4 separate regions of the Homo sapiens genome follow, and regions 1, 2 and 4 are each linked to region 3. A link is a contact called in ENCODE Hi-C or POLR2A ChIA-PET data. All regions are on one chromosome and are shown on one strand. Each heading gives the region's core, a stretch centred on a gene start or an enhancer-like site at or near the end of the contact. The rest is flanking DNA. Distances are from core to core; before and after follow the strand shown. Region 1 has its middle 100 kb from the start of LINC01814. Region 2 has its middle 40 kb from the start of LINC01814. Region 3 overlaps LOC105373408 (a long non-coding RNA gene). Region 4 has its middle 68 kb from the start of LINC01814.

Region 1 (6,309 bases), core at 549-3,048, 650 kb after region 3:
ACCTGCTAGCTGTTTGGACCGTGCTAAAACCTTTTTCCATATTCAAAAAGGTTGTTTCAACTACATTTAAGCAGGAAAAATCAATGAGGGAAAATCACAAACTGGATCCGGCTACAAGGAGCTCAGAGAGGAGAAAATCAGGCTTTCCCAGCCTGCAGAGCTCCCTGCCAGACAAATGACAATGACAGGGACTGAAATTAAAAGAGAAGGGACACAACGCCCTTTCCACTTAACTCCAAGGGCAAGCTCTTTTGGTTTGCAGCTACATTTGCCAACCCCTCACCTAGGATTCTCCCGAGAGATATAGGAGACATTTCCAGACTCTCAAAGGAGCCCATAAAATTGCTTTAGAAATGGGACTAACCTTTTGCAAGGTGAGAAGTCTGCCTTCATTACATATCTTAGGAAAAAAAAATAACTATGAGAAGCAAGACTCGAAATCTACCACAAGAAAACACCAACAACAAACGGAATTAATAACTCTGAACACCAAAGAATGTACCTGCTCTTTCATTCAACCAGCTTTTATTAAACTATTACCTACCAGACACTGTGGGAGTTACTGGGATGTTGGGGTGTATAATTCTGGATCTGTGCCCTGGAGGAGCTTGTATGGGAAAGACAGACACTAAACAAACAGTTGCGACACCGTGGACTAGCCCTGTGCCAACAGCAGGAATGAGGTGATATGGGAGCCAATTCACCCACTTGGAGGCTCAAGAACAGGGGGATTTTGCCAGATGCAGCAGGGTGATGATAGGATTAGACAGGATGATAATGGAAGTCCAGAAATGTGAGTTACAGCCTGTAATCCCAGCACTTTGGGAGGCCGAGGCGGGTGGATCATGAGGTCAGGAGATCGAGACCATCCTGGCTAACAAGGTGAAACCCCGTCTCTACTAAAAATACAAAAAATTAGCCGGGCGCGGTGGCGGGCGCCTGTAGTCCCAGCTACTCGGGAGGCTGAGGCAGGAGAATGGCGTGAACCCGGGAAGCGGAGCTTGCAGTGAGCCGAGATTGCGCCACTGCAGTCCGCAGTCCGGCCTGGGCAACAGAGCGAGACTCCGTCTCAAAAAAAAAAAAAAAAAAAAAAAAGAAATGTGAGTTACAGCCACACCTTAAGGCACACCTCTCACTTCCTTAGTGCCCTATGAGAATGCCTGGCCCCTACGGCTGCAGAGCAGTACAAAGGTTAACGAGATGTGGGAAACCACTCAGAATTTTTATGCTAAAGTCATTACATTTGAGAGCGATTTCATATTGGCTGGACTTTGGTCTCAGTCAATATGATTTCATCTGGCACCATTTATGTTACCAACTTAAACTGGCTGCTATTTCCCCAAAAAAGTATTTCCCTAAAAATCTTCACATATATGTCTGCCTTTTCATCAATTAAGGAGTATTTACTGCACACCTCCATGTGTTCATATCCTATTTGACATCTATAAATGAATCTTAAAAAGTGCAACTAAGCAAGCGTGTATCAGTGGCATCCATCTTCTGGTTTTCCTTTTCATTTTGATTGGTTTGCTATTCAATATGTACGTGCAATTTTTTTCTTCAAGAAAGGATTCAGCCTATCACACTTGTCTGTGTTTTTGGTTTCTGTGGAAAGAGCCTAACATGCAGTGGACACCAGGATAATGGCATTTGGCAACAGAGGTCAATGCTACCTGTGGGGACTGGGGTTTCACTATCCCCAGGAAATGGACCTACATGTTAACAAGGAAAGTTTGCCATTTACCGGGCTTCTGATGGTAACAGATTTGAGAGAACTAGCTGGTGAGTGGCACCAACAAGAAGTCAGCGATCCATCCGGGGTGGCCCAGGCTCAGCCACACAAGAGAAACTGCACTGTCCTCTGCACCCACGTCTGACATTGGTCCTCCCGTGAAGCTTCATGGGGGTGAGGACCAATGCTCCAGGGAACTCCTCCAACACACAGGATCGGGCCCTCCCCCTCCTCATCTGAGTTATATCTGGGCTCTCTTTTTCTTTAAGGGGACAAAGGAGAAAGAATGCCAAGCTTACTGGTGCATTAAATGATTGAGAAATGTTTGCCATTTAAAGCTGTTTCACTTCCTGCCTGATACCACAAAGAAGCTTTTTAATGAAGTTAGCCTTTGCCTTTCTCAATGCCACTATGCGCCTGGCTTGTTTTGCCCACTTTCTGTTTTCAAAGCTAGGTATGATCAGGAAACACGTGGTTTCTATTGTTTCAAACAAGTAAATTTCAATTCAGTCAATTTAGGGGAAAAAGTCAGGGGGCGTCCAAAGGACAGGGTAGAGGGGCGGAGCATACGAGGATGGCCGAGGGGGCACAGACAGCAGGCAGCGGGGTCCAGGTCTTCACCCTGCTCTGAAGGGGCCTGGCTGCCCTAAGTCAGCCCAGGCTCCCACGGGAAGCTGAGCCCTCAGGCTTGGGGGGTACTATGGGCTCCCAGAGTAGGGCCCCCCTCATTCCACACGTGCCCTTGCTGACTAAACCCTAAGCCCCAGGGTTGGCACATGACTTTCCACAGCTACAGCCAAAAAGACAAACACCACAAATTGCTTCGTGACCCCTTGTCAAGAGTGCTCCCAAAATGAGAAAATCTATACCACAAGAGTCCTACCACTGGGACACAGCCAACTTCAGGACCAGCACGAAAGCCCTGGCCAAACCATCCTGCTGCTACTAAAGTATGAGTTGTCCATATGACTGACAGAATCTCTGGTTTAAAGTAACTGTGGCTACTGCTTCTTCAGTGCTTATGGGCATGTCGGGTACTTAGCACTTGGTGTACGCCTATTCATTTAATCTTCCCAGCATCTTGCAAGACAGGTGTCGCTATCTCTTTTTACAGATGAGGAAACAGAGACAGAAAGAAGCTAAGGAATTCCAAGGTATCTGGGTCAGCTGCTGATGCAGCCCTACCCAAGGTGTGAGAATGTAAGTCCATGCTCTGTATTACCAAGTACAGTGTTCCAGGGTTTTCTGTTCTGCCCCCACCTCCACCCCCAGCCAATACCTATGTTTGAAAAAGGCCCGTTTCTAGCAGCGTGTTCATATTTATTCATTAAGTACTTATGAAGGGTCCACTGTTGGTCAGGTCCTGGAGATAAAGAGATGAATATCATGGTATCTGTCTTCTACACGTGTACTCTCCAGTACCCTCCACGATGGTGCCACTAGCCACATGTGTCTATTGATTGCTCAAAATTTGACTAATATGAATTGAAATACGTAAAGTGTAAAATACACACCAGGCTTCAAAATCTTCTTATGAAAAAAGTGTAAAATATCTTAATCATGTTTCTATTGAATCTTATTGAATCTATGTTAAAATTATATTTTAATATATGGATTAACTAAAATCATTTTTATTTCCATGCATTTCTTTTCCTTTTTAAAACGTGGCTGCTAGATAGTTTGAAGTGACCTACGTGGCTCACGTTCCATTTTTATCGGATTGCACTGCGCTAGAGGCACATGTCTGGAGAGGAGGAGACGTGAACAGAGCTGTCCCCATGGCCCAGGCAGGCAAGGAAAGCAAAGGAAGCATGAAGGGAGGCCAGAGGAAAGCAAGGGAAATGCCACGCCTGCCTTACGAGCTCCGACAGGGAAGTCGAGCCCTCTTATCAGTGGTCTAGTTGACTGGAGAGATAATCTACCACGCTCGCCAGCCTGTTCTGGAGAGACTCAATGACAACCCTATCACGTTAGAGGACCTGGCTCAGCAGTAGAACACAGGCTGGCAGCAGAGACTGTGGGATTCAGCTCTGGACACCAGCACCAGCTCAGATGGGAGCTCTGCTGTGGTTTTCACTTTGCTCTGGCTTTATTTTTATCAAAAGTATTCCAGGCCCCAAACCTCCCTCCTTAAACTTCCAGGAGAGGTTCAAAAATCCCACCTGCCTTATTTATGTAAACCATTCCTCTCCCCTCAGCCCCTTGGCAGCTCGTGATATACACTCTTTGTTGCTTACTCAGTGTCCACTCCTCTGTCGTATCTTACTGGAAGAAGCCCATTTGGGTTCAGAAAAGCCATGGGTCCAGCAGCCCCAGGCGATGGGTCCTGATCCTCTGTCTAAGCCAGTCTTGATAATTTCACTCCTCACTGCCCAGCCTGCCCTGAAGTTAGGGGTGGGCTGTCACTCAGTTCTGACATGACACCAAGGCCAGAGACTGCTTTGGGGCCAGTGTCTAGAAAACTTTGGATTCTTGGTAAAATGAGACAGATGAGGTTCAAAATGTCTCTCCTGCCCCAAACATCTTCATTCTGCCCCAGACGTGACCACTGCAGCTCCAACAGCCATATTGCAAACAAGAGAAGAATTCTAAGAAAACTGCAGAAGGTTAGTGCTAATATCACCGAGTTTATGAACCAGCACCAGTAACCACTGACCTCCAGTCTTCCTGTTACATGAGGAAAAATAAACTCCTCATTACTTAAAAGCCATAGAGTCAAGCAGTCAGATATGCTGTTACTTGCAGCCTTTGACATATACAAACCAAATATAAAGCGGGAAAATCGTTTGTCCAAAAATGTAGACTGTTCCAAAGAAACTCAACATCAACATCAACCACTTCCCACATCACTCTCTGCCTGATATTTAAGCACATTTTAATCACAATTCCCAGGGAACTCTGTGTGTTCTTCTCCTTTGAATGTATTGCGTCCATATAAGAGGTGGGAAAACTAGTAGTTATGGTTGAAGACCTACACGTGGCATTCTTAATTCTATATAAACCTCACAGTTCCAGGAAAGTTTCTCTCCACCTATGCAACATGTATAATTTTTTCACTCCCCAATGTACAAGAAATTACAGGGAATATTTTATTGTTCCTCAAAAAATTAATATGGTCATTGTCATTTAATATGGTTTAAATTTTTTAAAATTTTAAAATTTTTTTTAAAGTGTTTCTTCCTCCCCAGACACTATTTGGCTGCCTACTCAGTGACAAGTCCCTGCCAGACCCGGTGATTCAAAGCCCAGTTTTGCTCAGGTGTGGACAGCCCTGGGCTTGGGGTGACCAGGGCCCTCCCTGGCCCTAGGGAGTAAGTCCTCATTCATCCAAGCTGATCGTAGCAATTCCCTTCTCCTTGATGAGACAGGTTTGGGAAAAAACATAAGGCATAATTCTGGCTAACAAGCTGAGAGAGGAAGTCCGCTGGGAAACTTCTGAGGAAGCTCCTTCCTCTGAAAATGAGGCATTCACACGGGCCAGGCTGCAGGCACCACAGATCTGAAGCTGCGGTCACTCAACACAGAGATGCCTGTTATGCTCGTGTGAGAGTCCAGGGCAGTTCCAAGTGGCTGGGACAAGGGAGCAGTGGGCACAGGGAGCTCTGCTCCATGCAGTTATTGAGACTCAAGCACAGGCTGTACCATCTTCAAAACCTGGCTTCCACAGTTGCCCTGATGGTCAGACCCCAATTAACCAAAGGGGGAAAGAGCCTGGTCTGCTGTCCTTGGCAGCATCTCCTAGAAGGACAACTTAGTGACCCCAGGAACAGTTGCATTGTTGTTGGATGACAGCAGTAAAAGTGCACAACATACCGCCCTGCTGAAATCGAGAATTCTTTGCACCACCTGAACCAAGCTCATGTGTTTTAAAGACTCCTGCACAGAGACGCTTCTGGGCTGGGCATGCAGATGGCTTTCACCCTCCATCCATCAGACTCAGCCACATGGCCATGCCTGACCGCAGGGGAGGCTGGAAGATATGGTCTGGCTGTGTGTGCAGAAAGAAAAGGAAACAGCTTTGGTGCAAAAATGAAAATGCAGAGTGCCATGTTCATAATTACTAAGAATTTCCAAACAGAGGCAGCAGAGCATTACATCAGTGTAGGACCCTTCTCGGCGTGGGTTCTGTGTGGCTGCACGGTTAAACACTCAATTCAGGCCTGGACAGAGGAGGTGCTTGTCATATGGCAGCCAGCACCATCTCCTCCCTTCCTGACCCACCATGTACCTCCAGCCCATGCTACCTGTTTTCCCATTCACATTCTATCTTACGTCATCTTTCCCCATAGCTCCTTGTGGTCAGGAACCACATCACATGCCTGAGTGCACATAGGCACTTTGAGTGACTAAAGGTATCCCCAAATCAAATTGATTCTAAGTGTTCAGGGTAACAATTTCATGATGCAAAAGAAAGCACACAGATTTGAAGGTTTGATGTGGCTTTGACAGGAGTAACTAAAATCAGTTTAGCAAATCAGATTAAATTTGTGGCCCGTTTTCCTTGACAGCATCTCCTAAAAGTACAGCTTAATGACTCCATGAACAGTTGCATTTTTATTGGATGATAGTAGTAAAAG
Region 2 (6,515 bases), core at 1,054-3,553, 720 kb after region 3:
GTTAGGAAAAGACCCTGGGAGGCTGTGCAGAAGCCAGCCCAGGGCTGTGGGAGCCAAGAAAAATTCTACCTTGAAAGTGGGGAGTGCTGGTCATAAGAGACTTTCTTCTAATGTGAGCATTTCCTCTATGAAAGAGAATGGAGGGACATTTACAGACACTGTCAGATGAATTCTCAGAAAACCTTGGGGAGGAAATTGGAAAGCCCTGCCTGCCCCAGGCATGGCAGGCATACCAGGTTCCTGGCTAGTGAAGTGGTTTGCTCAGGAGTTTTTGCAGAACCAGAAAACTTAGATGGAGCCCCATTTTAGAGATGAGGAAACCGAGATAGAGGATGCTTCGGATGACAGTACTTTGGTGCCTGTGCCACGAATAGCACCCGGATCACCCTGGACCACCTGCCTTTGATGTGGCACGGCAGCTGCATACATTTTCCTGTGCAGGCACTTGGGTGGCCTGAGTTGCCTCCAAATTTGGACATCTGGCTGCTTCTTGGTGCCCCCACCTGAAACCCAATCCACCTCTTCCGAAGCCAGCAGATAGTGAATTGCTCAGTAAGAAAAAGGTCTGTGCAAAACAGGAGACTAGAAAGAAACCTCAGTGCCTCCAGGAACCTCACGTGAGCTCCGTTTGACTCTGCAGAAGCAAGTTCCTTGCTTTTAGAGGAGTGACTGTGGCTGGGCATCATCCAGACCTATGTGCAATTATTGGTCGAAGGCGTCTCTCCCGCTAGACGGAAGCGCTCAGAGAACCAGGCAGTGGAAGGTGCATGACTGGGAGGAATGAAGGATGGCCATCCTGAAGTGGAAGGTGTGTGACTGAGAGGAATGAAGGATGGCCGTCCTGAGGCTGCGCTCGAATGGAGGCTTATTTAACATGGAGCCTCGTGCAAAACACCCCGGAGCAGGCCCCTATAGGATTGAGATCGCTCCCTGTGATCTGCTGCTTCCCTCTCCAGTGGTTTTTATCTTTGAACAGAGCAAATCCTGGCTCCACTCAGACCTGCTCCGTGAGAGCCGAATGCAGTCACTGCACCTGGTCGGGGCTGAGGAGCTTCTCAGCCATTCCAACAAGGCCTGGTCATCGAAAAGCCATGATTTTCTTGCATTCTGGGCCTTGTGACTTCTTGAGACGGGAAAAATGAAGCGCTGTTCCACGATTTTGTTCTCAATCTAAAGGACCATTGCTTTGGAAAGTGGTCAGATTCTGCTTTTGGTTGATTTTAGGATCCAAAACTATGGCGATGGGAAAAAGGAAATGCATTTTAGGATTTCAGGTATTGTCTAAAATTTGCACATGATTATATCCTGCAATCTTAATGGTTCATGCGTCTCATGCTCAACCAAGAGCCTCTGCTGGCCTAAATGATCAAAGCATTTCCAGGAATTATTCAAGAAAAAAAAATCTGCTCCCGTCACTCACCGGCTGAAACCCCCTCAGTGGCTCCCACTGCCCTCAGATGCAGTCACCCTCCTTACTGAGCTTAGTGAGGGCTGCACTAAGCACTTTGCATTATTCTCTCATTGAAGTATCACAACAATCACAAAAGGAACTATCATTAAACCCATTGCATGGATGAGAAAACTGATCCTTAGAGAGGTCAGGGACTGGTTCAAGCTGACTGTGCTGTACAGTGTCAGAGCAGGGATGACCCCAAACCCACCAAGGCCATTCTTAGCACCCGCAATCTCCATGACCATCTCCTAACTCTCTCCCTCCCCCTCATCTATTTCCTACCCATGGATGAAACTGTTTGTGTCTCACCTACTACTACAGTGAGCCCCTTCTGCTTACCTCCCTGGGCCCCAGGCTGGCCCCACTGGGTGCTCCTGGCAGCAAAGTCCATGTCTGATTAGGGAACTTCTTATTAGGAGGCTTCCTTGTTTGCTTTACCCACCTTCTCCAGACTGGGACCCCTGGAGACAGAGCCCTTAGCTCCCGAGGCCAGGTGGTCCCTTGCTGTGCCCAGCACAGATCCTGGTGCCTGGGAGGAAGGCAGTAAATCTGTGTGAAGTGGGTCATTTCATTCTGCATTGGAGGATCATTTTCATGCTCCATAACCCACGGCTATCAATAAAATTAATATTAGCTTCCAGTAAAGTCTAGAGAGGTGCTTCTCACACTAGAGTAGGCAACAGGGCCACCCGGAGAGTCAGGTAAAACTCGGAGGCGCTGGCTCCAGAGGCCCAGACAGGTGAGGCTGTGTGGCTGGTCCTGCCCCCGCCTCTGAGGGGCACTGCTCGGCAGCCAGCAGCCCACCCCTGAGTGCAACACTCAGCAACCAAAGGCACCTGGCTGGGCGATGACTGACAGTGAGGCAGCTCCAAAACTCCCTTCCACAGCATTTACAAAACAGACACAAAGTTTTCTATTTGGAGGAGTCATTTGCTGCAATGGGGGTTTTCCCTTCGTTTTTGGAAATGCCATGAAATAAAATGTTAAGTGTGACTCCAGTATCCTAATCTGAGGCACAGACAACTCACCGCAGTTACACCTCAGAGAAAACATGGGGCTCCCCGGGAGAGGGGCCTCACTCAGCCTGGAGTTATGTTCTGACTTCTCAAAACATGAAACCATTTATATTGGCTCTGGCACATTCAAAAAAAAAAAATTCCCTTATGTCACATGCACGCGCGCGTGCACAGAGATCAGCTTTCGGTTCACAATGAGTGTGCCCCTGGGTCTTTTCTGTGTCTCACTCATTGAAGCCTGGGGGACCAGGCCCTGGGGGACCGACGGGGTGCCTCCGTCTGTGCTCCTTGTCCCTGTTGGCCAGAGCTGGTGAATCACCCGGCCCCAGCAGCCTGCGTCCTTTCCCAATTACCGTAGCTGTCAGAGCTGACTAAAAAACCAGTAGCAGCTGGCAGGAAATGGGTAAGAAAACTGACCACAGATAAACTGTAGGACTCTACAGAGCAGTGGCAGATAGACTCGGGGACAGGAAGTGGAGCTGTTAAGACTCGGCCCTCGCCTGCTCCCGGGCACCTCAGGGCCATCGAAGGGCGCGTGCACCTGAGATGCTGCGGTGCTCGCGTCACGCAATGACCCCGCAGCAGGCACCAGCCACGGCCCCCGAAGGGAAAGAAGCAGTCAGGAGTGGCGGAGAAGCACCCCCAAAAGCCCAGGCCTTTGAGACTCCTGCAAAGGCAGTGGTTCTGCTAGTCCAGGGGTGATGGAATCGCAGCCGGCAGAGCCTGCGCTGTTGAGGTCAAATGACCTGCTGGCCGTGCATTGCCTCACCCGGCTCCCTGAAGCCAAAATGACCAGCTCTCAGGCAGGGAGAGGCCACCACACATTGAGAACAGTGCTGGTGTTGAGGTGGGGAGGCGCTTCTCTGTGGAGTTACAGGTCCAGCGTTTTCAATACTCCCACCGCGTTTCAGCCAATGCCAAGGGCGGGCCCTTCAGAATCCCTAGTGAGGAGAAAGTATCAGCCAGGTGGCATGCTGGATCCTTCCATGCATCATCCCACTCCTGTTCACATACCCTAGGAGGCAGCTAAGACTATCCCCATTTTACGGATGTGCAAAGGGAGGCTCAGGATTAAATAGGCCTGGCCCTGGGTTCCACCACCTATCCACCTATGAGGGGCAGAGCCCAGATTCAAAGTCTGACTGGGGTCTCTGCCCCGACGACCTCTGCTCACAGCGTGCCGCTAGGTGCTGAGATGGGAAGAGGAGAGAAGGGGTCAGAGGAGAGAGGGGGAGTGAGCACAGTGGAGGAGGCTTGCCTGGGCCCTGATGCTTCACCCAGAAAGAAAATGGGGTGGTCAGTGTTTAATCGCATCTTCCCAGTGGCCCAAGCTGCATGTCCACCCAGGACACCATCCCAAGCAGCCCAGCAAGGGGGACCCACCCTCTCTGCACCAAGGCAGACCCAAGGTGCTTCCAGGGGCAGCCAGAACAGGGTGGCTTCTGTGTGGCCTGCTGTGGGACAAGCTGCTGTGACAAGAAGCAGCATCTGCTATTGAACTTGTGACCCAGGCCTTGGTCCCTCACAGGGAGCAGGGCACAGCTGGGACAGAGGGTGAGGGTCCCCTTCCCATCTCTCGGAGGTGGCAGAGTGCACCTGCTCCACGGAGCGTGCGCAGCCCCCTCTGCTGGCGCCCGGTCCAGCTCTCGGGTGAGCTAGACGGGAGTTCAGCTGGGCGTGACTCACCCCTGTTCCTGGAACTGTCTGAAGGCGGGGAGGATGCTGTGGGTAGGCTCTAACTGTATCATCTGGGCTGGGGCCGGTAGCAGATGGTCCTTATAAAAAAAAAAAAAAAGTACTTCCATGTGGGCTTAAAATAGCGCAGCACTCACCATCAGCTGAATGGGGAAATGTACGAGCCAGTCTTTCACGTGGGAGTGGGCACTGCAGGCTGGAGGTTGGGACAAGGGGCCCAGACACCAGCCACAGCGGCCAAGCCCAGGAGGTGGAGAGGAGACGCCTCAGCACCCACGTCGTGCCTGGCCTAGACCAGGCAGGTGGCAGATACGGGCCCAAGCAGGCCCTGCCACGATGATGAAGATGACAATGAAGCCACAGAACCCTCCCGGTTGCCGCATGGGAGCCGGCTGGGAAACCGAGATGCCAGAACACCAGCCGTCCACCACCCTGTCAGCCTCTCAGTCAGTCCAGGAAAAGCCTTTCTTCATCCTGGAAGTCGGGAAATGTGGCTCCCTAACAGGGGGCGGAAACAACTTTTGGTTCTGAGTCAATCTCTCTCTCTCCCCGGGCCCTACAGGAACACAAGAGTGAGTCCTGGAGCCTCTGGAGTCCGCCCCTCACCGATGTGTGTTCTGGGGCAGGTCACTTCCTCTTTCTGTGCCTCAGTTTCCTTATCTGTAAAATGGACGGAAAGCCCCACCTTCTCTAGGGCAAAGCCGAGCACCCGGAGGTGCTCTGTGAAGGAAGCCCACAGCCCTGCCTGGGTTGTCCCTGAGGCCCGAGAGAGCCCTTGGCCCCTTCTTCCCTTTTTAATACGTCCCTTCATCTTCCTTTAAACCATGCTGCACTTTGACATGTAGAGGTGATCACTCTGAAAGTCGGGGTCTGGAGCGTCGCCTCTTGCTGCTGCTGCGTTGATGTGGAGGGAAGGGGGTGACAGGAGGGAAGCCGGGGCAGGGACAGCAGGTGGGGAGTCTCACTCCGTCCAGCCCAGCAGCCAGGGCTCCCAGGCATGGCAGGCCACCTTCCCGCCCTCCTGCCGCCCGCCCTGCCGGGGATCAGCAAATCGGAGGCCAGGTCACTGTGGCCTTTGAGGGGTGGAGACTCTCCCAACTGCAGGGCAGGGTGAGGGAGCTCTAAGGGAGCCACGGGTCCTCAGTGGCTCGCCCAAGGCAGAAGGTTTGTCAGAGGTGGAGGGTTTGCACTGAGCCCACCTTGGTGTTCTGTATGGACAAGCGTGTGGTGTGCTGGTAACTGTCTAACAACCAGCTCCACTGGGGCCTGGGGAGGGGATTAAAAATAGCTCTGATCTGTAGCGGCTGCCAATTTCGGCGGTATAATCACTCCCGCTGAAGCCGGTTTCATCCCCGCTTGTGGAGTTGGGAAGAGACCACAAATGGGCTGCCATGAGCTCCAACACCCAGCACAGGGCTGGTGGATACGCGGTAACATGACCACCCTTCCCATACAGGCTGGCGTCCATCAGGGGCACAGACACGTGATAATGACCCAGGCTCAACTGAAAGGCAGCAGAGCAAAAGAGTCAAAGAGTTAAGACCCGGACCCTTGAGTTAGGCTCAGGTTAACTGTGTCTGATTCATCCCGGCTCTAGTTAGCAGCTGTGTGGCTTTGGGCAAGTTGCATAACCACTTTGGGCCTCGTATGTAAAGCGAAGATGATAATAGCATCTGTCCTTTCACAAGGATGTCTATTGTGCAGTAATGACCTGCAGTCACAAGCTCTTCTTTTTAAGGGATGGAATGGAGGGACAACACATCTGTCAGGAGAATGCTGAAACCTCTCCCTCCCGAAATTAAATGACGAAGTCTTCCCTCCACCCCGCAGCCTCCCCAGCTACTCCTTCACCTCTCTTCCCTCACAGGCGTCTTCTAAGGGTTTCCAGGCCTCCCCCACTTCCTCTCCTCCACCCACTCACCCCACGCTGCCAAGCAGCCTCTGCCCCACTTCTCCAAGGCGACTCTTGCCAATGTCACCAACAACCCCATTTTCTAAATCCAAGAGACATTTCTGTCATCCTCGTACTCTACGTCCCACCAGCCTTAAGCCCTGCTGCCCAAGCAACTTTCGAAACAACCGTGTCCCCAGTGTCTGTGATGGGTCCATTCCTTCTGCCTTCCCTCTGTCCGTTCTCTGTCTCTTTGACTGGGCCAGAGTCCTCTACCTGGCTGTTAAAACTAAGGTGCCTCAAGTCATAGGGGGAGCTGTGTCTTCTCCTGCTGAACCCCCTCTCTAGGCTGGCCCCCGACTCCAGCGGCCTCTACTGCTATCTGCACCAGCCTCTCCCAGTGGTACCTCCAGCCCTGACCTCATCTCTGACCCCTGGACAGCACGGCCAGAGGTCTATT
Region 3 (6,863 bases), core at 2,388-4,887:
CAGGAGGGGTGTTGGACCTCCCAACTGCACCCTGTTCAGAATCTGCTCACCCTCTAGCCTCCAGATGAGCCGTGTGCCCAAGGTCCAAGGACATAAGCAGCAAGGGTTTGCTGTGGACATGACAGTTGCTAACTCCTAGGAGGTCCCAGGAGGTCCAAAGCACTAACAAAGCCTCTGCCTACCCATTGCACCTGAGCTGAGCCTGAAAGACTAAAGTCCGGGATGTCCAGAAGTCCCAGGCCTGCAGAACTGTCTACACTTGATGCATATTTGAAAAAGCTCCTGTAGAGGCAATCCCCCAAATCCCTTGCAAAGCGGGAGCCTCCACATGGGGGCTTTCCCCGTCTAGGAGTGTGGAGGCCACAGTCCTCCTGGACCACTGTGCCCACCTGGTGCTGAGCAGCAGCAGGAGCAGCCACCAGGGACCTGACTGCCCTCCAGGACTGCTGTCCAGCCAGGCAGAAGGGGTGGTGGTCCTTATTTGATTGCCCCTTAATCATGTTTTATATGTACAGACATGGAGTTGCTTGAATGCTGGAATTAGGTCCTATCCTGGTGTCATGAGGCTAGTCCAGTCCAGGTGCATAGTGGATTGGAGATCAAAGGATGACATTTCAGCCTCATGGAAAGTTCCCTCTTTATTCAGTTCTTCCGCAGAAGGAAGAGCAATTGATTGGAAGGAAGGGATCACCCGGGCCTCCAGAACTAAACCCAATGTTGTTTTCAGACTTTGGTACCTGAAGAATCATGAAGCCAGTACAACAATGACTCCTCTGCATCTCATAGCCAGGGCATGAAGGGGTCTTCCCTGGGCAACAGCTCCCTATTTTCACCTGTCAATGCAGTGTCTACCTGCTATCGCCTAAAAACATCCGTCCCCATTATAAAATCCTTCGGCACCAACCCACATTTAGTTTTCCTTCCTGACTGAAGCATGCCAGGGTTGCCCAATCTGCCGCTGCTCCTTTCCCATCTCAATCCTAATTAATTGATTAATCCTAATTAATCCTGAATTAATGTTATTCCAAAATTTAACCCCGACTTTTGCTAATTTGGGCATTTGTCCATTTGCTCATGGTGAAATCTGGACAATTGCTACATATTTTTGAAGACTGGTGAAGCGGTGTTACAACACTTGGCTTTAGAATGGGATGGGTAAGGAATATATTTGGGAACACTTTTGGCCTGAGTTTTATCATTTGGAAAATGGGATTAAGGCTAGCTATCTCCTAGAATTGTTGAATTCTTAAAATCTATATGTACAAACATACTTGCAAGGTGTAAGGCTGGAGTGTCCACCAGCACAGTGCAGTGTCTGGCTTATAGTACAAATCCAGCACATGCTGGTATATTTCCTCTTTTGACCCTCCACGCAGACGGAGGAGTGAGGACGGCCACCCCCACCTCCGTGCCCCTCCATCATACTCCACAGACACTGGAAAGCCCTCCCTCAACCACTGCCATATTGCCTTCATCTTTTCCTTTTTAAAAAATCTCACACTACACTCTTGCTGTTCTTTGAGGACAATGTCCTAGGGCTGTATATCTCCAAGGGTTGAAGCAATGCTGGCATGTACCTTGTGTGTAGTAAGTGTTTGTTGAATGAAATAAGAAGCAAACACATCTTCCCAATGGGTGAAGAAATCTTTTCATCATGGGAAAGATTCGAGTCCTTGTGTGTTTGGCAAAATGTTATCAATACATTTTCACATAAAGAGCTTTTTATCCCTTGAAATTATAGAGTGGGTTAAAAGTTTCATAATGGTTGGTTATTTTTTTTTCCCAAGATTTCCAAGTTTGTATGAGATGTTATTTTGGACAGTATTTTAAATTAAGTTCTTGATTTGGTATAAAAATATCATGAACCTCAGATGTAGCAAAGAACGCAGCTATTGTCAAAGGGTAAGCACTGTAAAATGAAACAAGTAGTATCATCTCCAAAACTCTTGTGCTAATTCTTCCAGAGCTTGTTCTGTGGGGAGAAACACACTGCTATGGAAACCACTAAAGAGAAGCAAAAAATTCTTTGTAACTAGGAGCTGGGGCCTTTAGCTTTGCAAATTAGTGCCAAAATACCACTTATCCATCTGCATCCCTGACAGTACAAAGATAGTAAAACATAGCACCTTATCCTGTACTTGCTCATGCAGATGGAGAAGTGTCTGAATGTGATAAAGACCATGTCTAGGTTTCTCCTGGACACCAGGATCTGGAAGGAGAACCCCACTGTGAGAAGCAGAGGTAGGGAGCACTGCATTCAGGCACATGAGATGACATTCCCAAAGGGCTTTTGCAAACCAGAAAGCATGGTGGATGTGATTTTTATTACCCTCCTGTGTGCTCCTGAGTGCTCTGCGTCTAGCTGTGCACGATCAAGCAGAATGCTGAAAGCAGCCCTTGTGTGTCTTGCATTTTCTGTGAGGAAGCTGCACCTACATTAACTCCTCTAATCTCTAATAGCACAACCTGTGGAATAAAACAGAGCGACGTGAGCATAGATTTTTACACATAGCAAGATGTGTCAGTTGCCAGTGTTTGCCTCCCCACTTGGACCACCTACTGGTGTCTTTAGGTTTCTTTGTGTTTTCCCTAATGCATAGGATGAATAACCAAATGGGAAACATAAAGATAGACATTTCATGGCTTGTCAGCCAAATAAATTAATATTCTTGCAAACATAGATGTCAAGCATGACCAAAAATAATCATGCTAACTGGGGCCACATGGATTTCCCTCAAGTAAAAAGTACCAATTAAGTTCTATGGAGATTATTTTTATTCCACAGTTTATCAAACCATTTTTTTTTAACTTCCTCAGCCATTTCTCCCTTTCTAAATGTCCTTAAATCTAATAGGTCCAGAAACAGGAGAGGGGGACAGAGGCATCCTTTCACTGATGAGTGGAAGGACAGGAGAGGTAATCCCTGCTAGGGTTGGAATGGGTCCCCTCCAAACTTCAGGTGTTGAATCTTAATGGTCAATGTGGTGGTAGTAAGAGATGAGACCTTTAAGAGGTGATTAAGCTATGAGGGCCCCTCTCTTGAGAATGGAATTGAGGCCTTTATAGAAGAGACTTCAAGCAGTATTCAGCTCACTTGGCCTTGTCATGTGAGGACACATCCTTTGTATCTTCTGGAAGATGAAGTAACAAGGTGCCACCTTAGAAACAGACCAGACACCAAATCTGCTGGCACCTTGGTCTTCGACTTCCCAGCCTCCAGAACTGTGAGGAATACATTTCTGTTATTTACAAATTATTCAGTCTCTGGTATTTTGTTATAGCAGCACAAAACAGACTAAGACAGTCTCCATACCATCCTCAGCCTAAAGAACCAGCTTCTTGCTCAGGTGGAATAGATCTTCTGGAGGGAAGCTATATTTCTACTAGAAAATCAGTTGTATTTTCACCAATCACGAAGGCTCTTCCAGACATCAGGGCAGTTGTAGAAGTGCCTGGAGAATGGAAATAGGCCCTTTTCCGGAACGCCCCCACACAGGCCAGTGGGACATTTATTTCCCTCTCTGTGAGAGACCTGTTTGGTTGGGAATGAGAGGAATGCTGTCTGACTTTTATACCCACTTCCGGGGAGCAGCCAGCTCCCACATGAGAAAGAAGACTTTGTACAGGGGCCAGGACCCTCACTGGATGCCAGAACCCCAGGACTTTCACTACACAAACATGTACATTCTGAATCATTCCTAGCAACTCTTCACGCAAAACAAACAAGCCGAGGAAAGTACCTCTCAGATGCACAAGCCAAGAATTCTAGAAACTCACTTTCCTAACCCCAAGTCATCTGCAGAGCACGCCCACAGAGAGCACCTGGGTGTGCGGCACTGCTTTTCTCTGGTGTTCACAGCTTTTAAAGACAGCTTTTGGGAAAGTATGTTCTCATTCATAGCCGATACAAAAGGTCCTTACACTTTTCTTATAGTTTAGTCATTTTGTAATTGTAACTGATTTTTCTTTGATGTTATTTCTTTTTGAGTCATATGAAGAAAAAAATAAACTTTGGTTTAAGCTTGTTAGCTTTACTTTTGTACAATAGCACTTGTCTTACTGAACCACATAATGAAATTAGAAGCTGCCAGATGTCAATCAGCGTGGCCCCAGGTACCATGTCCTTTTGTGTATCTGTGTGTATGGAATATATTTATCACGTGCTTATTGTGTGCTGGGAACTGTGTAAACTTTTTAATGCATTATGTCAAATTGTAATAATTACTCTGAATGGTGTTTTGTTAACCACGTTTTAGAGATGAAGAAAGTGAGGTTTACCTACAAGCAAACTTGTCCACTGTCATAAACTCATGATTGGTCCAAAAGATTTAGCAATCAAATCCTTTGCTCTATCCAGGAGAAGTTGCAGTTATATTTTAAGCACTTACAGAGTCCAGCGTTGGCAGATAGATACTTTTCATCATAATACATAAGTATCCATCTATTAATACTTTAAAGTTTTTAAATTAGTTTTCTGAGACTGATGTAAAAACTTACCACCAACTGGTGGTTTAAAATAACAGAAATGTGTTCTTTCATATTCTAGAGGCCGGCAGTCCAAAATCAAGGTGTCCTTTTAGTGCCTCCAAAGCAACAGATACTTTCTTCCTTTGCCTCTTCCAGCTTCTGGCAGCTCCAGCTGGCCTTTGGCTTATGGCCGCATCACTCCAATCTCTGCCTCTCTGGTTAGTTGCTTCCTAGTATTGTGCCTGCCTTTCGTCTGTGTGTCTCTTATAATATGCTTGTCATTGGATTTAGGGCCCACTCAAATAATACAGATGATCTCATCTCGAGGTCTTTAAGTTGTTTACATCTGCAAAGATTCTGTTTCCAAGTAAGGTTGCAGGTTCCAGGGAATAGGATGTGGGCATATGTTTTGAAAGGCTACCATTCTACTATGTAACACTACATTTTTAAACGGAAATGAACATTTAGCAAGTATTTTTAACACCTACCATATTTTTAAATATATGTTATCTTTCTTGAAATGTATATTGTGAAGTAGCTATACATTAATTAATAGAGAAGGATTATTTAATTCCTGAGTTATAAGCCCTTTCTGGTTTTAATATTTTATATATTCTACTGTTCAATTTCGTTACGGATATTTATACCTTATTGTTTAATTTCATTATAGATATTAGCATATCAAATTAAGATGATCTATAATTTTTCTATAATTTATTTTTCAGATTTTAGTATAAGGGTTATGCTATCTTCATAATTAAATAAAATAAAATTTCTTTTTCTTTCCCTACTCGCCATCATATTCTATGGAATATACTATGAAACACCAGATTTACCTAAAACACAAATGCATGAAAAAACATAATTTTAGAACTGTCTCGTTTCAGGACACTCATTAAAGTGAATTCTTTGAATTTTTTAAGGCCTTCCATGTTTATTGGTATGTTCAAATTATTTACCTGCTTGAATCCATTTTTAATCTATACTTTTCTAGAAAAACAATCAATTTCTGGCTTTTCAGAATATTGGTAGGAGTTAAAGTTATTTTTTCAACTAGTTTCAACAACTGTCCTCTGTACATGTTGTTAGAGACTCTTCTTCTATCTGACTTCTTTTCTTCTTTTTTTGTTCAGTGTTCCTGTCTAACTATATGGATGTTATATTAGAGTTTACATTGGATTATTGCTCTTTTATTCTTCTTGACATTTCCTAAGTGTCTTCTTGTTAAAATACTATATTTTAATGCAATTATCATATTTAGAATTAGTAAATAAACAGAAACCATTTCCCTATCATTTTATCTCTTTTCCAGTAAATTTTACTATAAAAATGTGATACCCTTTAAATTAAAATTTTTAACAAACAAAATCTCTATTTTCTTCCTTTGAACTTGGAGCCCTGGCCCAGTCCATCCTACAGACATGGTGCCATTTATCTTGGCCTTTTACTTTGTCACCCCCTTAATTCTACCAGAGGTATTGCTAACATCTCCAGTTAATAATTTCCACTAACAACGCAGAACTCAATTAGCATAATAAGCATTTCCCATCTGCACTGAGCACTCTTCCCGTCATCAGTCTGGAAACTAACTACTGTACAGAAAAATCATGGGGAATAATTAGAATTAGCACACACGAGCCACTCAACACAAAGCTCTTGCCATCCATTGGGCATAATCAGTAGGTTACGCAAACGTGGTTATTGTCATTTCCACTCAAACTAGAACATACGTGTGGAAGAAGATGACTTTGGAGTTTGATAAGAGGTTCTGTGGAGACTTGCCCAGGAGATGTCAAGCAAGGCAATGGCCTCCTGAGGGAGGAGCACACACCGCAGTCAGCCTCGGGGCCACCAGCCCAGCTGGGGCCTCTGCTCAAGTAGTTTTCTCTCTTACAGCTTTGGGACCCTCCTCTGGAAGAAAAACGAGTGACTGAAAATGAGTGAAGGCTTTCCCCAGTGCTGTTCCCAACAGCATCCAATGTGTAGACCCCTACATGCAAAGAGACCCCAATGCCTTCTCAGTTCCACATGCTGTCGATGCCTCAGATCGTCCTGGTTGCTGTCTATACTCACCTTGTTGACTACCCAAAGATATGGACCTGCTGAATTCTTGACCTCCATAAAGTCAATGGTCTTCACCCCATCCGCATTTTGGCCATCTTTTCCCTGGCCACCTCTCAGACCTTTGCACCATCCCAAAGCACACTGCCTTCTAAATGTGAGATGTGCCTTGTTTACTTTTTACTTCTGATTTGATTCCTAATTTTTTGTTTTATTGTGTGGATACTATGCATATAAAAGAATATAAAGAAAGTGTACATGTATATAAAAAATATAAGCATGTCACCCAGCATAGTAAAAACACTTTTATCCGAGATTTGGAGGCCACATGTGAT
Region 4 (6,710 bases), core at 2,191-4,690, 690 kb after region 3:
TGGAGGTCCAAGATCAAGGTTCTGGCTGATTCCATTTCTAGTGAGGGTGCTCCTCCTGGCTTGCAGGCAGCTGCCTTCCTGCAGTTCTGGCAGGGCCTTTCCTTGGTGTGCATGCATGGAGGGAGAGGGAGCTTTCTGGTGTCTCTTCTTACAAGAATGTGAATCCTATTGGATCAGGGCCCCACCCTATGGCTTCATCTAAGCTCAGTTCCTCCCTTACGGGTCTCATCTCCAAACACAACCACACTGAGTGTTAGGGTTCAACATAGGGATTAAGGGGTACAAGGAGAGATGCACATTCAGTCCACAACACAGCAATGTGGTTTGTGTCACTGTCAACATTACAAAGCCAAGAGGCAAAGACACTGCCGGCCCGAGTATGCATGGTTGAGGTAGGTTTTCTGAAAGTGCCGAGCCTCCACCCTCCCTGCCCTTGCCCTGCTGCTGCTGTGCCCCTGACAATACAGACCCCATTCAAGGAGTCCAGCACAGCACCAGGCACTGCAGACACTACTCACATCATCTTCTCAGTGACTCACAACCACACCAGGAGGCAGGCATTGCTGTTCCCATTCCCCGTGGTGAAAACCAAGGCACAAATAGAATGGGGGACAAGCCGGGCATGGTGGCTCATGCCTGTAATCCCAGCACTCTGGGAGGCCGAGGTGGTCAGATCACCTGAGGTCAGGAGTTGGAGACCAGCCTGGCCAACATGGTGAAACCCTGTCTCTACTAAAAATACAAAAAATGGCCAGGTGTAGTGGCACATGCCTGAAATCCCAGCTACTCGGGAGGTTGAGGCAGGAGAATCATTTAACTCCAGAGATGGAAGTTGCATTGAGCCGAGATTGCACCACTGCACTCCAGCCTGGGCGACAGAGTGAGACTCTGCCTCAGAAAGAAAAAAGAAAGAATGAGGGACAAAGCCTGGCTGGTCAGCTGTCGAATCCAGATTTGATGTGAATCTGTCTTGTTTGTGCATTCCAATGTCAGGTGTCAAGTGTGAGATGTGCGAGGGCACAGAGATGAAAAAAGATGGAAAGAGACTCCCGTGTCATGAGAAAGACCCAGTGGAACCGGGATACCCATAGAGTTTCACGGGAAGTTTGGGAGGAGAGCGTCTGGAAGGGCTTCTTGGAAGAAATGTGCCAGGGCTGAGTCTCACAGCAGGAGCCACCAGGCAAAGGGAAAGGAAGGAGCTGGAGGTGGGGACAGCATGAAGAGGGGAGCTGGCCTGGCCTGAGCAAGACCCTGAACAGCTTCACGGTCCTGGGCACGAAGCAGGGGGCCGGGATCCTTCCAGAGGAGGCTGGAGGGGCAGGCAGGGCCCACTGGGGATGCTGAGGTGGAGACAGACATGTCCCAAGAGTGTGGGAGTAGGGAGGTCCTGAAGGTGGGTACCCTGGAGAGGGACGTGCCACTGCATTTTATAGGGCTCACTGACAGCCACGAAGGCATGGGTTTGAGGAGGAACAGCCAGAAGGAGACCACCTAGGTTGCTCCTGCAGGAGGCCAGGAGACAGAGGGTGAGGCGGGACCCATGTGGGGCAGCGGGGAGGGGATGAGAAGCAGAATTAGGATGGCGCTGAGGGAGGCGGGATAGCTCGGACTCAACATTGCTTGGACATGGTAGCAAGAGAGACCAGGGAACCTAGGATGCCTCCCTCACTGCTGGCATGGGCCAGGGGAGAAGGGTGAGCCCATCCTCTGAGCAGGGAAGCCAGGTGCCAGCACAGGCAGAGCCAACTTCAAGTCACACAGATCTCATTCAAACCCCACTCTGCTGTCTCTTAACTGTCCAACCTTGAGCAAGTATCTTGGCCCCATCTGTAATCTGGAGATGAGGACAGTACCAGCCCCACAGAGCTGCTGTGAAGATCCCATGAGGAGGTACATGCAAACCACTGGGCACGATGTCTAGCACTCAACAGACACTAAATTGATCACGGCTGTCATTTAAATTAGCCACATAAATGTGTTTCATTCTTGGAAGGTCACGTATTCCTCACAGCGTATGGTGCCCCAGTCTTTCCACTACTGCTGCATTTTGGAGTGTCCTCTAGCTTTCAACCATGGATAATGAGACCTGCAGATAAGCCATTTCCAAACTCCCCTAGTAGAGCCAGGCACCCCATCCCCATCCCACAATTCTCACTGCCTGGTCCTCATTTCTGTGCTCACCTCCTTCCCTTCATGGAGGCTCTCAGGCAGAGCTGTGTGACCTCCCTTTCCCTCTCCATCTGTCTGTGCAGAGCTAGCACGGGAGGGCTTGGCAAATGTTTATTTACTGAGCAGGAGTTACCAACTTTTCTCCCAGCTGATGATTTAAGTACAAGTTTCAGTATGATTCCTCCAGTAGCCGACCAAAGGCGGATTTTAAACTAAGAAACACACCTGTATTTAGCACACCAGGGGATTCACCAGTTCCCCTGGGGCTGGTCTTGGCACAGTTTCATCCAGAAAAAAACCACCAGAGGAACCTTCAGCACATTAAACACCCATAGGCAATATGCACTGTGTGGGGGGTCAGGTGCTCATTGTCTCATTTCTTCCTCTGCCCATGAGGTAGGGTGTGTGAGCCCCATTTTACAGATGAGCAAACTGTTGGTAGGCAAGTCTACTTTGCTAAAGGTCATGTCGCTGCCGCATGTTTATCTGCATTTGAGACTAGAAAAGCAATTGATGTCTGTTCTAGGAATTAGGGACACTGGTGCTGAGAACACTTAAAAATAGCCCCGTGCATTTTCCCATTCTTGAAACAGGTTTACTAATCAGGAACGCAGCTGAAAAAATCCAGCAAAATGACTCAGTTCCAAGTAAAATGTCATTTCTCCCCCATCACTTTGGGACAACCCCAGCAAAGCCAGCACAGCATAGAAACAGAAAGAGAGACAGCAGAGAGGCCAAGAGGCAGAGAGGAGAAAAGGGGAAGAGGCCACATGGGTGGCTGCAGGGCCTCTCACAGTGCCCTGCAGCCTCAGTCAATTCCGGGGGTGCTCACAAGGCTAAAACGCTGGCTGTAAAATCAAGGGCAAGCTGGAGGGCTGGTTTCCTGTCTTCTAAATATACTCCTGTTCCGATGGTATCTCGTCCCCTGCGTCACGAAGGAGGGCTGCCCTTGACACTGTGAATGTCTCAGGAACACCTCAACCCAAAGGAAGCTGGGGTGTAGAAAGCTCGAGGTTCCTAATACCTTCAGGAACAGCACACTCAGGTCCTGCTCAGGCACTGGGCATGGCTGCCTCCTGCTCCTCTTTATCCACCCTCCTCCCCCTCCTCCCCCTCCTCCCTCTCCTTCCTCCCTTCCTCTTCCCTATCTTCCTCCTCCTCAAGGTCTTCCTCCTTCTCCCCCTCCTCTTCCTCCTGCTCCTCCCTTTCCCCTCCTCCTCCTCCTCCCCTTCCCCTCCTCCACCTCCCCACACAGAGCACCTCAAGCCCTCCAGGTGGGCAGTAACTGTCCAGCAGAGCTGCTGTCTGTGAATGTTATCAGAGGAAACACTTCAGAACTGAGAAGCAAACAGAAACCATTCTACACCTGCTGTCGCTCCACTTCCTCTGGGCCCCAACCTCCAGCCAGGTGTCCTCATGGGAAGAAAGGGCCCATTCAGGACTGCGGCTAGTGGTTCCCAGTTGAGTTCCTCCAACATGGCAGGAAGAAAGGAAGACACAGTAGGAGGCAGCAGAGCCTTGTGGTGAAGCCTAGGGCTCAGAGTGGAGCCCACCTACTGCCCATGCTGCATGTCCTGGCTCTGTGACCTTCGGGCAGGCTGTGGTTTATCATTACTTGTAATTTGTAACATTGAGTTACAAATACTGTGACTAGTTCAGAGGATTTATGAGGATGAAATGAGTTATCTGCTTAAACCACATAACATAGTGCATGGCCCTACACTTTGGGAGCTGGCGTGCCTGCCCTGAGCCCCACGCATTCACACTGTGTCATTTTTACAGCTGTGCCACCTGCCTCCTCACCTTCACCCTCCACCCCTCACACACCCTTCCAGGGTACCCCGATCCCGCAGGCTGCTTCCCATCTCTCCCTGAAATGCAGCCCGTCCTTTGGAGAGCCTTCCAGGACCTTTTCCCACTCTTGTGCACGCTTGACCATCATCAATTTAGTGATCTTTTCCCTAATAGATTTCACGTTCTCTCAGGCCCAGAGCCATGTCTAAGTAACAGTGACTAGTGGCTATGTGAATCTATTAATTCTCACACCTAAAATAGAACTCCACACAAAGGAGGTGCTCAATAAATGCTCATTGAGCAATCAACAATAACGACCAAGGCTCAGAGAGGTGAAGTAACCTGCTCTGTGTCACAGAGCTTGGAAGTGGCACATCTGGAATTCCAAGGCCAGTCACACCAAGGCAGGTCCAAGTCCTACTGCCCCTCAGCATCCTCCTCCCGTAGACGGTGATGCACCTGGGGGAGCAGAAGCAGTAGTTCCCAAGTCTACAGTGGAGCAAGAGGCTCAGAAATGGAGATCTCGGAGCTGCCCGCGTACAGCCTGGAGTAAAGGACACGCCATGCTGCCATTAAGCACCATTTCAGCCCCTCGTTGCCTGCACAGGTCCAACACGGAGCAGCTTGGCTGGGAGGCAGAACGGCAAGTAAAGCCTCCCTCCAAACAAGCCACCCCGCAAAAGGCTTGAAGGAGCACCCGTATTCAGAGACCACCCACTTTAATACAGATAATACTCTAGTAGCTTATATTTATTGATTTCCACACCTGCTAGGGACTGTTCCCAGCATGTGTGATTAAGAGTATCTATAATCGCAAGGCGCGGTAGCTCAGTCCTATAATCCTAGCACTTGGGAGGCCGAGGCAGGTGGATCACTTGAGCTCAGGAGTTCGAGACCAGCCTGGGCAACAGGGTGAAACCCCATCTCTACAAAAATACAAAAATTAGCTGTGTGTGGTGGCACATGCCTGTAATCCCAGCTATTTGGGGGAGCTGAGGCAGGAGGATCACCTGAACCTGGGAAGTGGAGGTTGCAGTGAGCTGAGATCATGCCCCAGTACTCCAGCCTGGGTGACAGAGCAAGACTCGGTCTAAAAAAAAAAATATATATATATATATATATATATAAAATTATTTGATCCTCGTGGCAACCTTACAAGATGGGCACTGTCAGCCGCCATCATCAGCATCTTACAGATGGGGAAACTGAGGTGGGGGAGAGAAGCAAGTTGCCTAGTGTCCTGAGTATCACACTGCTAGAAATTCCTGCAGCCTGGGTGCAGGCAGTGGGGCTCCAGTATCTGTACTTTTTACCAGTTTGCCACTCTGTTTTGATGTGATTTTTTTTTTTAATGTTAAAGGTGAGGTGGGGATAAGTTCCCAAAGGTGCTCATTGAGTCCCACTGTTGTGGAGTCACTTTCTGTGGAGTCCTCATGACAGGCCCTGGAGGCAGGAGACCCGGAATCACCTACTCCCACAAGCCCATGCCGGCCTGGCTCAGCCATGCTTTTAGAAAGTACTCCCAGGAGGCTATTGCAACACTCCAGGGGCATCCCCTGACATCCCTGCACCTGCCTGGACATCCTGTCCTCTCCTCCTTTCTTCCAGCAACTTCCTGGGTCTCAGGGAGGGGGGTGGGATTCCAGTGGGGTGCGGGAGTGGGAAGCACTCCATCCGGGCCGAGGGAGGAGTCATTTCCCAGCTCCAGTCAGCACCTGTTTCTCCGCCTCTGGCCCATGGTAGGAAGGGAGCTGCCAGGCATCCCGCCCTTGAGGCCTCTGAGCGAACGAGAGCTGGTTCACAAGCTCGGAACCTGGAGGCTCAGAATGCGGCGGCTGCTAGCTGTGTGACAATGGACAGGTCACTGAGGTCCCTGGCAATGGGTGGGAGGTCGTTAGCGCTCCTTGCCAGGATAGCCTCTAAAGCCCTTCCTCGGGGGACCGGTCAGCACATGCAGCCTCAGCCCTCTCCTGCCTCAGAGTGACATCACTGCCTTCGGGGCAGCCCCCTCACCAAGCAGCCTGTGTCCCCTTAGTCTCCGTAATCCTCCAGCCATCAGCCACTCTGCCCTAGCTCTCTCACAAACATTGGGGGGTTTGGCCAACAGGTGTAGTAGCAGAACACCAACATCAGGGTGCCCACCCCACAGCATCATTATTGCTGAGTGGGAGCATCTCTTTCCAGATGTGCACTTATCAGTCTCTCATTGGTAGTTCAGAATCGGGATGGGAGAGAATTAACACCACAGACGTGGGAAAATGCTATAACTTGGGGCTTTTTATTTTTGGTGGGGAAGGGTGTCAGTTGTTAAACATTTACCAGCATTTCCCTGCAGCCCAGGGTAGCAGGCAGAACAGGACCCTAGCTTACACCCGCCATGTCCCTCCCTATCCTCCTCTTCATCCCAGGAGCCCAGCTAGGGACCGGGGGACTTCCAAATAGACAGTGCCCTTTATGATGGTGGGTGGAGTTCACACGTCATGGGGCCAGAGCACTGGGACACATGCGTCTGTATCCCAGCCCTACCATTGTCATGGGGTCTCTAAAACATCATCCCCAAAGTCACAAAGCTGCCCGACCTCAGTTTTCTCATCTGCAAAAGGAGGCTTGCTGGAGATAGCAAACAGAACAGAGCCTGGAAACTATGATGCCAGCCTCATACCAGACACTGCTGTTTGTGCAATAGCCCACTGTTCTAGTGCTTCCCCAACCTTTCCACAAGTTTTTCTTCCTCCTAATTCACTTTG

The links. Hi-C counts contacts between places; a loop is a spot of excess contacts on that map. ChIA-PET counts read pairs that join two places held with the same protein, here RNA polymerase II (POLR2A). Pooled maps may share reads with other maps.
Region 1: a map with no recorded cell type shows a loop between it and region 3 (8-fold over the local background). The contact joins two enhancer-like sites. A Hi-C loop is called at or near these places in 1 of 168 maps with a recorded cell type or tissue (GM12878), 2 of 37 single-sample maps with no recorded cell type and 7 of 50 pooled maps.
Region 2: a loop to region 3 is called in a pooled map, with 17 times the contacts of the local background. The contact joins two enhancer-like sites. A Hi-C loop is called at or near these places in 2 of 37 single-sample maps with no recorded cell type and 11 of 50 pooled maps. POLR2A ChIA-PET finds 5 or more read pairs at or near these places in 3 of 52 experiments (activated CD4-positive, alpha-beta T cell, activated CD4-positive, alpha-beta memory T cell and activated naive CD4-positive, alpha-beta T cell).
Region 4: a loop to region 3 is called in a pooled map, with 21 times the contacts of the local background. The contact joins two enhancer-like sites. A Hi-C loop is called at or near these places in 3 of 37 single-sample maps with no recorded cell type and 11 of 50 pooled maps. POLR2A ChIA-PET finds 5 or more read pairs at or near these places in 1 of 52 experiments (activated naive CD4-positive, alpha-beta T cell).

Annotation. Positions count from the first base shown.
Region 1 is chr2:8,475,878-8,482,186 of GRCh38, forward strand. No RefSeq gene overlaps it. Among named protein-coding and RNA genes, the nearest start is that of LINC01814, 100 kb to the right of the region's middle. RefSeq lists an enhancer at 5,630-5,729. Within about 2 kb of position 1,799, at least 12 of the 41 ENCODE cell types and tissues checked have a DNase peak (open chromatin) inside an H3K27ac peak, as active enhancers do; they include GM12878, where a contact is called at or near this core.
Region 2 is chr2:8,540,993-8,547,507 of GRCh38, forward strand. No RefSeq gene overlaps it. Among named protein-coding and RNA genes, the nearest start is that of LINC01814, 40 kb to the right of the region's middle. RefSeq lists enhancers at 2,402-2,451, 2,462-2,751, 2,726-3,232, 3,233-3,739, 3,402-3,461 and 3 more and a silencer at 3,967-4,261. Within about 2 kb of position 2,304, at least 27 of the 41 ENCODE cell types and tissues checked have a DNase peak (open chromatin) inside an H3K27ac peak, as active enhancers do.
Region 3 is chr2:7,822,159-7,829,021 of GRCh38, forward strand. LOC105373408 (a long non-coding RNA gene) reads right to left here. Exons shown (of 4, transcript XR_922750.1): 2 at 6,198-6,378; 3 at 2,330-2,466. Among named protein-coding and RNA genes, the nearest start is that of LINC01871, 100 kb to the left of the region's middle. Within about 2 kb of position 3,638, at least 5 of the 41 ENCODE cell types and tissues checked have a DNase peak (open chromatin) inside an H3K27ac peak, as active enhancers do; they include GM12878, where a contact is called at or near this core.
Region 4 is chr2:8,512,556-8,519,265 of GRCh38, forward strand. No RefSeq gene overlaps it. Among named protein-coding and RNA genes, the nearest start is that of LINC01814, 68 kb to the right of the region's middle. RefSeq lists enhancers at 2,543-2,652, 2,853-2,902. Within about 2 kb of position 3,441, at least 14 of the 41 ENCODE cell types and tissues checked have a DNase peak (open chromatin) inside an H3K27ac peak, as active enhancers do.